3 separate regions of the Homo sapiens genome follow, and regions 1 and 3 are each linked to region 2. Evidence: chromatin contacts called from ENCODE Hi-C or POLR2A ChIA-PET data. All regions are on one chromosome and are shown on one strand. Each heading gives the region's core, a stretch centred on a gene start or an enhancer-like site at or near the end of the contact. The rest is flanking DNA. Distances are from core to core; before and after follow the strand shown. Region 1 holds the start of ANXA2R-OT1 (ANXA2R overlapping transcript 1). Region 2 holds the start of SELENOP (selenoprotein P). Region 3 holds the start of FLJ32255 (a long non-coding RNA gene).

What was found. Hi-C counts contacts between places; a loop is a spot of excess contacts on that map. ChIA-PET counts read pairs that join two places held with the same protein, here RNA polymerase II (POLR2A). Pooled maps may share reads with other maps.
Region 1: a map of heart left ventricle shows a loop between it and region 2 (4-fold over the local background). The contact joins the promoter of ANXA2R-OT1 here to the promoter of SELENOP in region 2. A Hi-C loop is called at or near these places in 1 of 168 maps with a recorded cell type or tissue (heart left ventricle) and 8 of 50 pooled maps. POLR2A ChIA-PET finds 5 or more read pairs at or near these places in 2 of 52 experiments (MCF 10A and Panc1).
Region 3: a loop to region 2 is called in a pooled map, with 4 times the contacts of the local background. The contact joins the promoter of FLJ32255 here to the promoter of SELENOP in region 2. A Hi-C loop is called at or near these places in 5 of 50 pooled maps. POLR2A ChIA-PET finds 5 or more read pairs at or near these places in 3 of 52 experiments (BJ, HepG2 and activated T-cell).

What each region holds. Positions count from the first base shown.
Region 1 is chr5:43,064,913-43,068,738 of GRCh38, reverse strand. It overlaps ANXA2R-OT1 (ANXA2R overlapping transcript 1), which reads left to right and starts at 1,300. Exons shown (of 3, transcript NR_104651.1): 1 at 1,300-1,441; 2 at 1,582-1,652. LOC100132356 (a long non-coding RNA gene) reads left to right here and starts at 1,768. Exons shown (of 1, transcript NR_034127.1): 1 at 1,768-3,552. LOC100506639 (a long non-coding RNA gene) reads right to left here and starts at 1,716. Exons shown (of 3, transcript NR_102752.1): 1 at 953-1,716; 2 at 522-769. RefSeq lists an enhancer at 1,689-2,088.
Region 2 is chr5:42,810,362-42,814,088 of GRCh38, reverse strand. SELENOP (selenoprotein P) reads left to right here and starts at 2,197. Exons shown (of 5, transcript NM_005410.4): 1 at 2,197-2,253. RefSeq lists an enhancer at 1,473-2,038.
Region 3 is chr5:42,991,900-42,995,490 of GRCh38, reverse strand. FLJ32255 (a long non-coding RNA gene) reads left to right here and starts at 2,158. Exons shown (of 2, transcript NR_104643.1): 1 at 2,158-3,591. LOC105374746 (a long non-coding RNA gene) reads right to left here and starts at 3,216. Exons shown (of 3, transcript XR_007058755.1): 1 at 244-3,216. RefSeq lists enhancers at 1,990-2,284, 2,554-2,683, 2,984-3,193, 3,534-3,591.

The sequences.
Region 1 (3,826 bases), core at 51-2,550, 260 kb before region 2:
TTTTCCAAATGCAAATGTCTTATAGTCTCTTGCTGAGGAATATACAGTTGCCGACTTGCCCTTTCTCTGACCACCCCACACAAACACCATATTGGAATCAGACAGAATCTGAATGCCGGAACTAGAATGCCTCCTCCTTTAGGGAAGTAAGCTCCATAACTCCTGTCCACATTCCTAACCTGGAAGAGTGACCCCTTCCCTCCAGAGGTGCTGATCCCACCATTTTTGCTAAAATAGGAAGCTAGGGTGGAAACGGAGAGAGGAATGGTGGGTGAGATATTTTGTTTTTTCAAAGGCTCTGCACAGTATCTTCAATTAGATAAAGTGGCTGTAACTTTTCTTCTATTGACACTGCCCTCTTTCCTTTATTCTACTGCCTGCAAAAGAAGGCAACTGAAGAAGCCTCAAGTACCAGGGCAGGTTTTGGCTAGCTGAAGAAAGGGTAAGGTATAGGGGGGAAGACTGGAGGTGACCATCTTGGGAGTGGGTGAGAAGTGAGAGCCCAAAATGGGTCTTCTTACCTCTCTGGTACATTCTGTGCTCTTCTCTGGTCTGACATCCGCCCAGGTTCATCCAGAAAAAGATGGAAATGATTTGAACAGGATAAGCTAGGGTGAGGATTAGACACGATGAGTTCAGCTGGAGACACTCATGGTAGAGTCTGGAGGTCTCTTTGGGGGATCACTTCCAAAAGTGCAGATTTTTAGAAAAACGAGAAAGGTTCTGGAAAGGGATGTTTTCCTTCTGCTCAATGGCAGTTTCAGGTTTCCTGTAAGAAAGGAGTTTGTAGCGTCAGTATATTTGACAAATGTGGGAGAGGGAAGATTCAAGAGCTTGAAATTGCATTGCACTTCCCAAAGATGGAGAAGACATCAGGGATGAATTTCAAAGGTGATAGAAATCGGGAACTGCCCTTTGAGGATTTCAAGGGGAGAGGGAGCAAAGGCCTCACCATCAATCCACACGTCCTGTGCTAGAGTCTTGCGATTCTTATTTCCCCTACCCTCCTGCAACGATTATTCCCATATATCAAGGCCATCTGACAGAGTTAACCATCAGAATTAAATAGCAGTTCCCACAGAGTTCCATCCCCTGGAGAGGTACCTAGCTGCCGGGGCAGGCCTGAAGCCTCGGTCAGGAGGCATTGAGTCTTTCACTCTCCACGGAGGTCTTGGACTGAGAACTTCAAGTTCCAAAGGGATGAGGTGTCGGCTTCGCCCTTAGGAGCCTGGAGGGCTCTGACCAAGGAGAAGGGCGGAGCCCAGCCACTGGAAGGTTTGTTTCTTGCAGTGGAAGACGGTTGGCGACCCGGATGGCTTTTGTTACCAGGGCCAGCCCAATCCGCCCGATTCTCGGTCCCTATACTGCCTCCTTTTCCCATGCGCATCGCAAGGGATCGGTTGATGGGGCCCTCAGTATGACTTCGCTAGGAAAAATAAAGGTCTTCTTAGGCGGGAGGGGACTGATTTGAGGACGGAGGGTGGGAGTAGTGCCAGCAGCACTTTGTCGTAGTGGCACTGGGTGGGCAGTTATCAGTTGCAGTCCGCTCGTTTCTCAGTGCCCACGGTTTCTCACTGACAGTGCAGCTCGTTTCTCAGAGCCGGCGGATGTTCATGGGCAGCACCATCGAGCCAGAAGCAGTATTTGTCCTGGTAAGTCATTTCTCAACTGCCGAAGTGTACTAGGTTCCAGTCCCGCTGGTTTCTCGAATCTGCTAGTCCCACACGAGCACCAATAGGTAAACCCAGCCGGCAGTTTCCGGCTAGCACTTTCGCTATTTGAAGACATTAGGAAGTTATGTGGTGGCTCCGTACCCTCCTTTCTCCATCCGAGGCCGGGGTCCTAAAGTCGGTGTCACGGTGGCAGCACCCAGCGTTTTGTTGGCTCTTTCGCCAGCAGCGCCGAGCGGGGGGTTTTCTGTCACAGCACTTGTTGCACCGAATTTCTCGGTCGCAGAACCTCTCTTTTCCGAGGGTCGACATTTTCTGCGTGACAACACCGTTGGTTCCGCCAAAATGGATGTTGTCCTTGGGAACTCCTCCGGCTGGCGTCACTCTTAGGGTCCCAGCACCGCCATTTCGCCAAGCCGAGTTCTCTTGGTCGCGGCACATCTTGTTCCTCGGTGCCTCCATTTTCTCGGTGGCGGCAGCGCTCTGGTAGCCGATCTGAGGGATTTGGAATCGCAGCCAGTTGCGCAGAGTCTGGGGTTCCCGGGCGACGCCGGCGCTGGGCGGGGGAGCCCGCCGCTCCTCCGAGCCAGAGGCAGAGGAGCTGCGCGGACGCCGTCTCTTCACAGCGCCGCGAGCGCCGACGCACGGGTTCCTGCTCGGCCTCCTGAACCCAGTCCCCCGGCGGCGCCGCTGGCGTCTCTATCGCAGGCCCCTGCGGTTTCGCCCGTCGTTGGCTTCTTGGTCCTAGCAAGTTTCGATTTCGCGGTGCCCGCTATTTCTACCTCTTGTCCAAATAACTAGCCAAAATGTGATTTCTCAGCCTAAGCAAGTCCCGATTTAGGGCATCGGTCTAGCCCTGGCTGCGATTTCTTGGTCCTAGGAAGTCACTGTTTAGCTGTAGCAAGGCAGACTTAACCGTGCGATGGTGACTTTTCTTTTTCTTTGGTTCTTTTTCTTTTCTCTTTCTTTCTTGATACGGGGTCCGGCTCTGTCGCCCAGGCTGGAGTGCAGTGCCGCGATCTCGGCTCACTGCAACCTCCGCCTCCCGGGCTGAAGCGATCCTCCCACCCCAGCCTCCGGGGTAGCTGGGACCACAGGCACGCGCCACCACGCCCGGGTAATTTTTTGTATCCTTCCTAGAGACAGGATTTCGCCATGTTGCCTGGGCTGGTCTCAAACTCCTGATTTCTTAGTCTGACCAAGTCAGAGTTTAGTTATTTCTTACCGTAGCAAGTTGAGAGTTATTCCAGTTTGCGATTTCTGGTTGTAACAATTCTGGCTTTAACCATGCCTACATAATTTTAGTAGTAGCAAATTCCTGTTCCGTAATAGGAGCCCCCATTATAGCCATGCGTGCGGTTTATAACTCCTGTATTAATCTAGGTACTGAAGAATGCAATTTAAAAAAATTTAGCAGTGTCTGGAATTTTTAAATCATACCAAGTTAGAATTCGCAATAGTCTCGCCCTGGCTATGCTGGCGATTTTTCACTCATGTAGAAGTTGGGGTACGTCGGCTACAGATAATTGTTGGTGTCGCAAATACCGGTTTAACCATGGCTGTTTCTTCTTAATCCGAGGAAACTTCGGATAGGCGCAAGAGGCACGGGTTTAGTGCTGACAAATATAATGGTAGGATCTCACCATTCGACCCTGTTTGCAATTTCTTTCTGTTTGTAGGATGCTTTGTATGTTTTGTATACTCAAAAAAAAAAATTTTTTTTTGGTGTATCTTGTTCTGGCAGCGAGGTTATCAGTGTATTTTGTTTTAATTTCTATTTGCTTTTAAATTTTTAATTATTTTTTAATTTAAATGTTACGGTATTTTTTTCTTACCCACTGTCTTCCCCGGTAGAATAAATGTGGCGTATTTCTTCTACTGATTTTCAGTGTCACGTCTCAGGTTCTTTCTAACTTGCCTTCTCCCGTGAGCACTGAAGGCGAGCTAGTTCCCCGCCGCTAGGGTTCTCTTCCGCGGCTCTGCTCTTACGCCGAGCCAGCGGTTTCGCATCCGCACTTTCGCCACTAGGGGCGACTCCGTGTTTTCTCGGTTGCCGCGCTCTTGGTAGCGCTGAACAAAACAACATTCCTTGTTCACAAGACTCACATGTTCTTTGTGGTATCGCTTCCTGTGTCCTAGCACGGCTACTTTCCCCG
Region 2 (3,727 bases), core at 948-3,447:
ATCAGGCCACACTTCCACTCAGATGGAGTGGGGCAAGTTCCAAAGACTAGTCTTACCAAGTCAAGCCAAGTCAAAACCAGAACAAAAGTGCCAATACAGGCACGCCGTGGGTGATCAGGCCACACTTCCACTCAGATGGAGTGGGGCAAGTTCCAAAGACTAGTCTTACCAAGTTTCAGATGTCGCGACTCCAAGTGCCAGTTCTTTCCGGTGTTCAGCCACCGTGTTAATCCTCTGCAGGGGCCTGCTATGCGCTGCTCTGGCAAGGCATTCCACCGGGGCAATTTCCTACCCGGGAGCGTTCTTTGGATCGCGTCACTCAGGCTGACTGGAGTCCCCTGCAGGGACGCTCCACAGGACAGGCCTAAGCCGCCTAACGGGTTAGCTCTGCCGTCTATGTCTATCAGTTACCTCGTTTCCTGGTCAGGGAACCAAGAAATGTAGCAGGACGAGCTGCAGACAAAACCTTTCAGACACTGAGTTGTAGAAAGAAGGGCTTTATTCAGCTGGGAGCGTGGGCAAGCCACTGCCTTAAAATCCGAGCTCCCCGAGTGCACAATTTCTGTCCCTTTTAAAGGCTCACAATACTAAAGATTTCACATGTAAGGGTTGTGATTGATTGGAGCAAGCAAGGGGTACATGACAAGGGCTGCGTGCACCGGTGGTCAGAGAGAAACAGAACAGGGCAGGGAGTTTCACAGTGTTCTTCTGTACAATGTCTGGAATCTATGAATAACATCGGTTTCGAAGTTATGAATTGATTTTTAACTACTGGGTTTAGGCCAGGCAGGCCCAGGCCTGGTTTGGGCCTGGCACCGGGCTGCCTGTCTTTGATTTCACATCCTTGTTTTTTTTTTTCCTTAAAACAGGTACTGAGTATAAAACAATATGAGAGGGTCTCTCTCTTTCCTCAATATGACTACTTAAATTGGTCAAGGAAATGAACTACAGGGAGGAATATCTGCTTTGTACAAAGATTTTTTTAATGACACTCTTTAAAAAAATGATTATGTATATGTGCATTTTAACTGGATTCTCAAAGAGATATGGGACCCCAAAAGGCAAGTAACAACTGCTCAGGGCAAGTAAAGAGAACTTGGATTTCAAATGGTAACCTCCTAATTTGATAGGAAGTTTCTTGAAAGGAAGGATAACATCTGAGTCTCTTTGTAGTTCCTGCACCTTGTACAACAGTATTCAGCATACAGCAATCAGTGGGGGATTATTTGGAAAAAAATTAATTGATGAAAAAAGCAAGGCCTACTCGAAAACCATTGCTATCTAGGAATGACATCATTTGACATTGCTCCTTACCTCACCTACAGTGAGCATGCCAACTTACAAGCGTTACCAGAAAGAAAATACCCTCTTCTGAAATAGTAGGAATTAGCTATTTCATTTGTACATCTTGAAATTTCCACACTCTTTCCATGTCCAACTACTACCTTTAATTTTTATTTTTATGGTATTCACATTTGTAAAGATTTTATATTCGATCCTCAAAAAATTCTGGGGATGCATAGGTCTTCCAGGAAGTACGACTTCAGTGACAATAAAAATGAGGTCTGATTTCCCTCAGATAGGAAGTCTATTTTTCTATTTCCTTAAATTAACAAGAAAAGAGCAGTGGTCCTGTGAAATCCCATATGAATTCAAGTTATAAACATAGAACACAATCGACGTGTAAGTCTGTAACAACAGGAGACCAGAGTAACTTGTAACAGCAGGTGACTTTTCTAACAAAGGTCACACTGTGTGGGCTAAGCTAGCACCTCATCACTGCAAGAAGCAAAACAAAAGGAAAAAAAAGCTTCTCTCTCTCTTTTTTTTTTTTTTTTAAAGCAGCAGCATAATTCGCTGGCTCAGCAAATGTTTTTCCCTGTTATAGTTTGGGAAAGAAGGCAACTTGGAGGCCTTGTTTACCCTTAGCCCTTCCTCCCGCCCCCGACTGTACCATTAAATCCTAGATTCTAGGGTGACTGAAAAGGATAGGGAATAAATTAGTAATTGTCAAAATGTTTTCCCCATATTATGCATGGCAGCACTTGCTACTTTCTTTTAAGTTGATAACAATCAGCTCAGGGGTTTGCTCTGCTTGCAAGGTCACTGCAAGAATGAACATTGAACTTTGGACTATACCTGAGGGGTGAGGTAAACAACAGGACTATAAATATCAGAGTGTGCTGCTGTGGCTTTGTGGAGCTGCCAGAGTAAAGCAAAGAGAAAGGAAGCAGGCCCGTTGGAAGTGGTTGTGTAAGTAGGAACTTCGTGTTTTCTGATACTTTATTCTTTTAAAGTTTGGTAAATATTTTTTGAGTCTGATAAATTGTTTTTTTCCATAGAATAGATTCAGAAAACTGGTGGATAGAGGAAATAAAAATAATAAAAGAGAAAAAGAATAAGAAGAGTCTGAACTTAGGTGTGGTAGGTGAAGTTCCCAGTGCGCACATTTGTCAGTTCTTGATTTCTGCCCTGTCTTCTGCACAGCTGAGAGCAGAGGAAGCTGGAGAAATCCAAACCTTTTATTCTATAATCTGTTGTGATGTTACATAGGCAGTATTATATGTTCAAATTTAAATATTTTCCACTGAAGGGCAGAGTAAGAACAAACAGGGAAAAAACCCAGCCATTTGGATTTGAAGAGCAGACACTGAAATATGCTCATTCTAGTGTTGTAGAAATGTCCAGGGATATTGTGAGCAGTTTCAGAAGAAAAAGTGGTGGAATGGGGTACAGTAGGTTCAGTCCACAGTGCAGAAGTGGTCACCCTTAAAGAAGCTAAAACCCATGTCAACAATTAGGTGGTCTGTGATTAAATGCAAACTTTTGTATTTTAAATGGTGAATGAGAGCATTCAGGTGAATTAGGGGCTTTCAGATGCTGGCCTAAAGTTCAGAGGTGGAGGACAGAGAAAGTTTGTACATATCCTGCTTTTTAATGAGTAATTTTAAATAAATGTAGGTCTGAATGTGGCCATGAAATTTAAGTTTCGCAATTGAAAAGTGGTGACATAGTGAAATTTACAACTACTTTTCAATTCTTATTGGATCAGCTTCCAGGAAACCCAATTTTGTTATTTATCTTCATTATTTTTATATAGCTGTCTGACAACTATAATTATCAAAGGTTTACGGTGTAAGAAATAATTTTAAGAAAACAAAATTGAGCAGCCTGTTGATTATAATGACAGAAGAAATCCGAAAGTGTGAACTCTTAAGCTACAACTCTCTGCCAATGGGTTATTTTTTCATCATAAACCTAAATGAGGGAAATGAGTGAAACAGTCTTTTCATTTGTATTCACCATTCAGCTACTTGCAATATGTGCTCTGGGCTGGACGCGGTGGCTCACGCTTGTAATCCCAGCACTTTGGGAGGCCAAGGCAGGCGGATCACGAGGTGAGGAGTGTAAGACCAGCCTGGCCAACATGGTGAAACCCCGTCTCTACTAAAAATAAAAAAATTAGCAGGACGTGGTGGCGAGAGCCTGTAATCCCAGCTACTTGGGAGGGTGAGGTAGGAGAATTGCTTGAACCCGGGAGGCGAAGTTTGCAGTGAGCTGAGATTGCGCCATTGCACTCCAGCCTGGGTAACAGAGCAAGACTCCGTCTCAAAAAATAAATAAATAAATAAATAGATAAATAAATATGTGCTCTGTGGCAAAGTGAAAAAACCAAGTGCTGATTTTTTGCCAAGGTTCTGTAACTACTGAATTTGTGGTCTAGGAA
Region 3 (3,591 bases), core at 909-3,408, 180 kb before region 2:
TTGACGAGATGAAGCAGAACCTTTAGCACTACCATCAGCCTGGGTATTTATGCTCTCCGGAGCTCGTGGGCAGAGGGCACCCAGATATTATGAAACTCAATAGTAACGAATGCACGAAAATTAGTAGACAAATGAAAACCGGTAAAATTCTAGAGAGCACATAGAAACAAAACAAATCGTAATTCCGACAGAAAAACAGCGAGAAAAGAAGTCGAAATGAAACGGATACTAAGCAAACCTTACAGAGAACGAGCGCTACAAAACGCAGGGATTAAAGAGTTCTTCAGGGGCCAAAAACCATCTGTGTCCGGGAAATGAGCATTGCTGCCACCGGAAAACTGTCCGCTAGGTCTCTGCACTGCTCTGGACCTCGCTAGCAAGAATCTGGCGGCGCTGAGACTCAGCAAGCGCCGGCACCTAGCGGATAGCGCTGGTATTGCCAAACAAATATCCGTTTAGGCGCCATAACGGTGCTGCTAGAAAGAAACTGCGGATTCTTAGGAGGGGTGCTTCCATCCCGAAACATACTGTCTGGAGGAATGGACCGACTCTGTTTAAATGTGTTGTGACGTTTTAATGTGTTTTAATCCGTTTAATGTGTTTAATCCGTTTAATGTGTTTTAACACGTTTTAATGTGTTGTGACAGGAAAAGAGCCGGCTAACGGTATTACGGAAGTACTAGTTGGCACAGAGGCTCGGTGCAATTACCGTTCTGCACCGTAAAACGGGTTTAGGAAGTTCCTAGGAGATACTAGCGGTGCCAGAACCGAGAAAGTGACGACACAGACAACTTATGGACTCCGCGTACGGGAAACGTTCCGTTGGGCGCTAAGAACGGTGCAGCAACTGAAAAACCGCTCAGTGGGCGCTACTGGCAAAAGCGTTGCTGCAAAACCGCCAGCTCCGCATTAGAAGCAGAGCCGCCAGACAGAACCCGGGACCTGAAACCACCGAAGCGGAGACCGAGCTTGGCTCCCCAGCTCCTGAGAGAATGCAAGTCAAGGAGTACGAAGCTGTGATACTCAAAATTAGTAGAAGAAAAATGAATAACATTTAAATAAGATAAAATTTTAAAATAATAAATTCTAAAATTCAAATAAAAAGGCAAAGCAAACACACTGGAAACTACCGGTAGCATTGTTCTCAGAGCAAAAGACACAAAAAGAGCATTTAAAAATAAGCAAAAATTAGAGAGAACCAACCCTACAAAGCAGAAATTACAAGTATTGCCAAAAGAAGCAATTCTGTGATTAGGATATCCCTGTTAGATCTAAACCGGTACATGTTACACCTAAGTCTACATTTCTTAGGACAAAAACAAAAACAAACAACAACAACAACAAGAAACCAACAAAACCCAGTCATGGTTAAACCTGTTTACGACTAAAAAATCGTAGTAGCTGATATATCCCGACTTGGTCCACAAGAGGAAAAAGTCGCGTTCGGCGGAAATTGCTATCGTCAAACCGAGCTTCGTAAACCAGAAATCGCTTTTGCCGGCATTTCCTGACTTCCATGGGAGTTTAAAAAACACCAACATAGCTAAGGCGGGACTTGATGTTGCGCAGCTAGCCTTGGTGTAAGAGCTCCCAGGCACTGCTAAACTGGTCATCGCTAAACCTAAATGAATCGCATTCGCTGGTACACAGATTTCTACAGGAGTTGAACATCTCCTGCGCAGCTAAAGCAAGCCGTACTAGTAGGAAGCCGGAACTTGCCACGACTTAGAAACTTGAGGCTTTGGGAGGCCAAGGCGGGTGGATCATCTGAGGTCGGGAGTTTGAGACCAGTCTGGCTAATGTGGCAAAACCCCGTCTCTACTAAAAATACAAAAATTAGCCGGGTGTGGTGGCGGGCGCCTATAATCCCAGCTATTTGGGAGGCTGAGGCAGGAGAATCACTTGAACCCGGGAGGTGGAGGTTGCAGTGAGCCGAGATCGCCGAGATGGCGCCACTGCATTCTAGCCTGGACGAAAGAAACTCTGTCTCAAAAAAAAAAAAAAAAAAAAAAAAAAAAAGAAAAAGAAAAAAGAAACTTGAGGCAGGGCTAACTCTGCGTTTGTTATGATTAGGCTACAGGAAACCCGGAGTTGCTGGGAAATGAGTCACAGGGTCACTCAGCCTTTCTGTGGCGAAACATCGACTTCCTACGACCTAGAAATCGCCGCCAGGGCTAGGCTGGTGTTTGTCCTAAGTGGGTACTTGCTTGGGTTGAGAAATCACATTTTGGCTATTCCCCGACTTGAACCAGGGGATAGAAATCGTAGTCACCGGCTGGGCGCAGCGGCTCATGCTGTAATCCTGGCAGTTTGGGAGGCCGAGGCGGGCAGATTATTGAGGTTAGGAGTTCGAGACCAGCCTGGTCAATATGATGAAACACCGCCTCTAGTAAAAATACAAAAATTATCCGGGCGTGGTGGCGAGCGCCTGTAATCCCAGCTACTCAGGAGGCTGAGGCAGTAGAATCCCTTGAACCTGGGGTGCGGAGGTTGCAGTGAGCCAAGATCGCGCCACTGCACTCCAGGCTGGGCGACACGGCGAGACTCTGTCTCAAAACAAAACAAAAGGAAAAGAAGAGAAAAGAAAAAGAAACGCAGGCACCCTGAAATCGAAACTTGTTAGGACCAACAAGCCAACGACAGACGAATCTGCGGGGTCCTGCGACAGACACGCCAGCCCCGCCGCCACAGCACAGGGTTCTGGAGGTCGAGCTGTTCTGCGGGTTCTGCGGCGGCGCTGGGAAGAGACGGCGCCCGGGCAGCTCCCCTGTCACCGGCTTGGAGGAGCGGCGGGCTCCCCTAGCCCAGCGCCGCCGCCGCCGCCCGGGAACGCCAGGCTCACCCCAGCTGGGGAAGCTCCGAATCCCTCAGATCGGCGACCTGAGTGCTGTCGCCCCGAGAAAATGGAGGCATCGAGCAACGAGCTGTGCTGAGACCGAGAGACCTCAGTTCTGCGAAATGTCGGTGCCTGGAGCTTGCGAATGACTGCGGCCGGCGGGTTGTCAAGGACAACATTCCTTATGGCGCAACCAACAGCGCTGTCACCAAGAAACTGGACTCTGAGAAAAAAGAGGGTTTCGGCCACCGAGAAACTCCGTGCCACATGTGCCGTGACAGCAAAACCGCCCGCTCCGCGCCGCTGGTGAAAGAGCTAACGAACGCCAGGTGCTGCGACAGTGACACCGGGACTAGAAGGCCTCGGATGGAGAATGGGACGCCCAGAGCAAGCAGGAAAACGTTTTGTTTGGCTCAACTAGCGCTGTCGCAACCGGAAAACTGTCAGGCCAGTGCTGCTGCGGATGTGAGAAACCGGTGATCCGAAGGCGGAGTGGCGCTGGGCGCTGGACTCGCTGGTGTGAAAATCTGGCTGCTCTAGGACCCGGCAAGCGCGGGCACCAGGCGAACGCCAGCGACTTTGCCAGACAAATGCATGTCTTTTTTGGTCGCCATTCAAAGATGCAGCCGGCAGTCAGCCCCGGCTCTGAGAAACAAGTGGAGGTGTCAGCCATAAACCCTCCGTTCAGGGAAAAGAGAGTCGCTGCGACGGATCGACTGGCCGTTGGGTGGAACTTTCTTTGGTGGCCTAGTGAC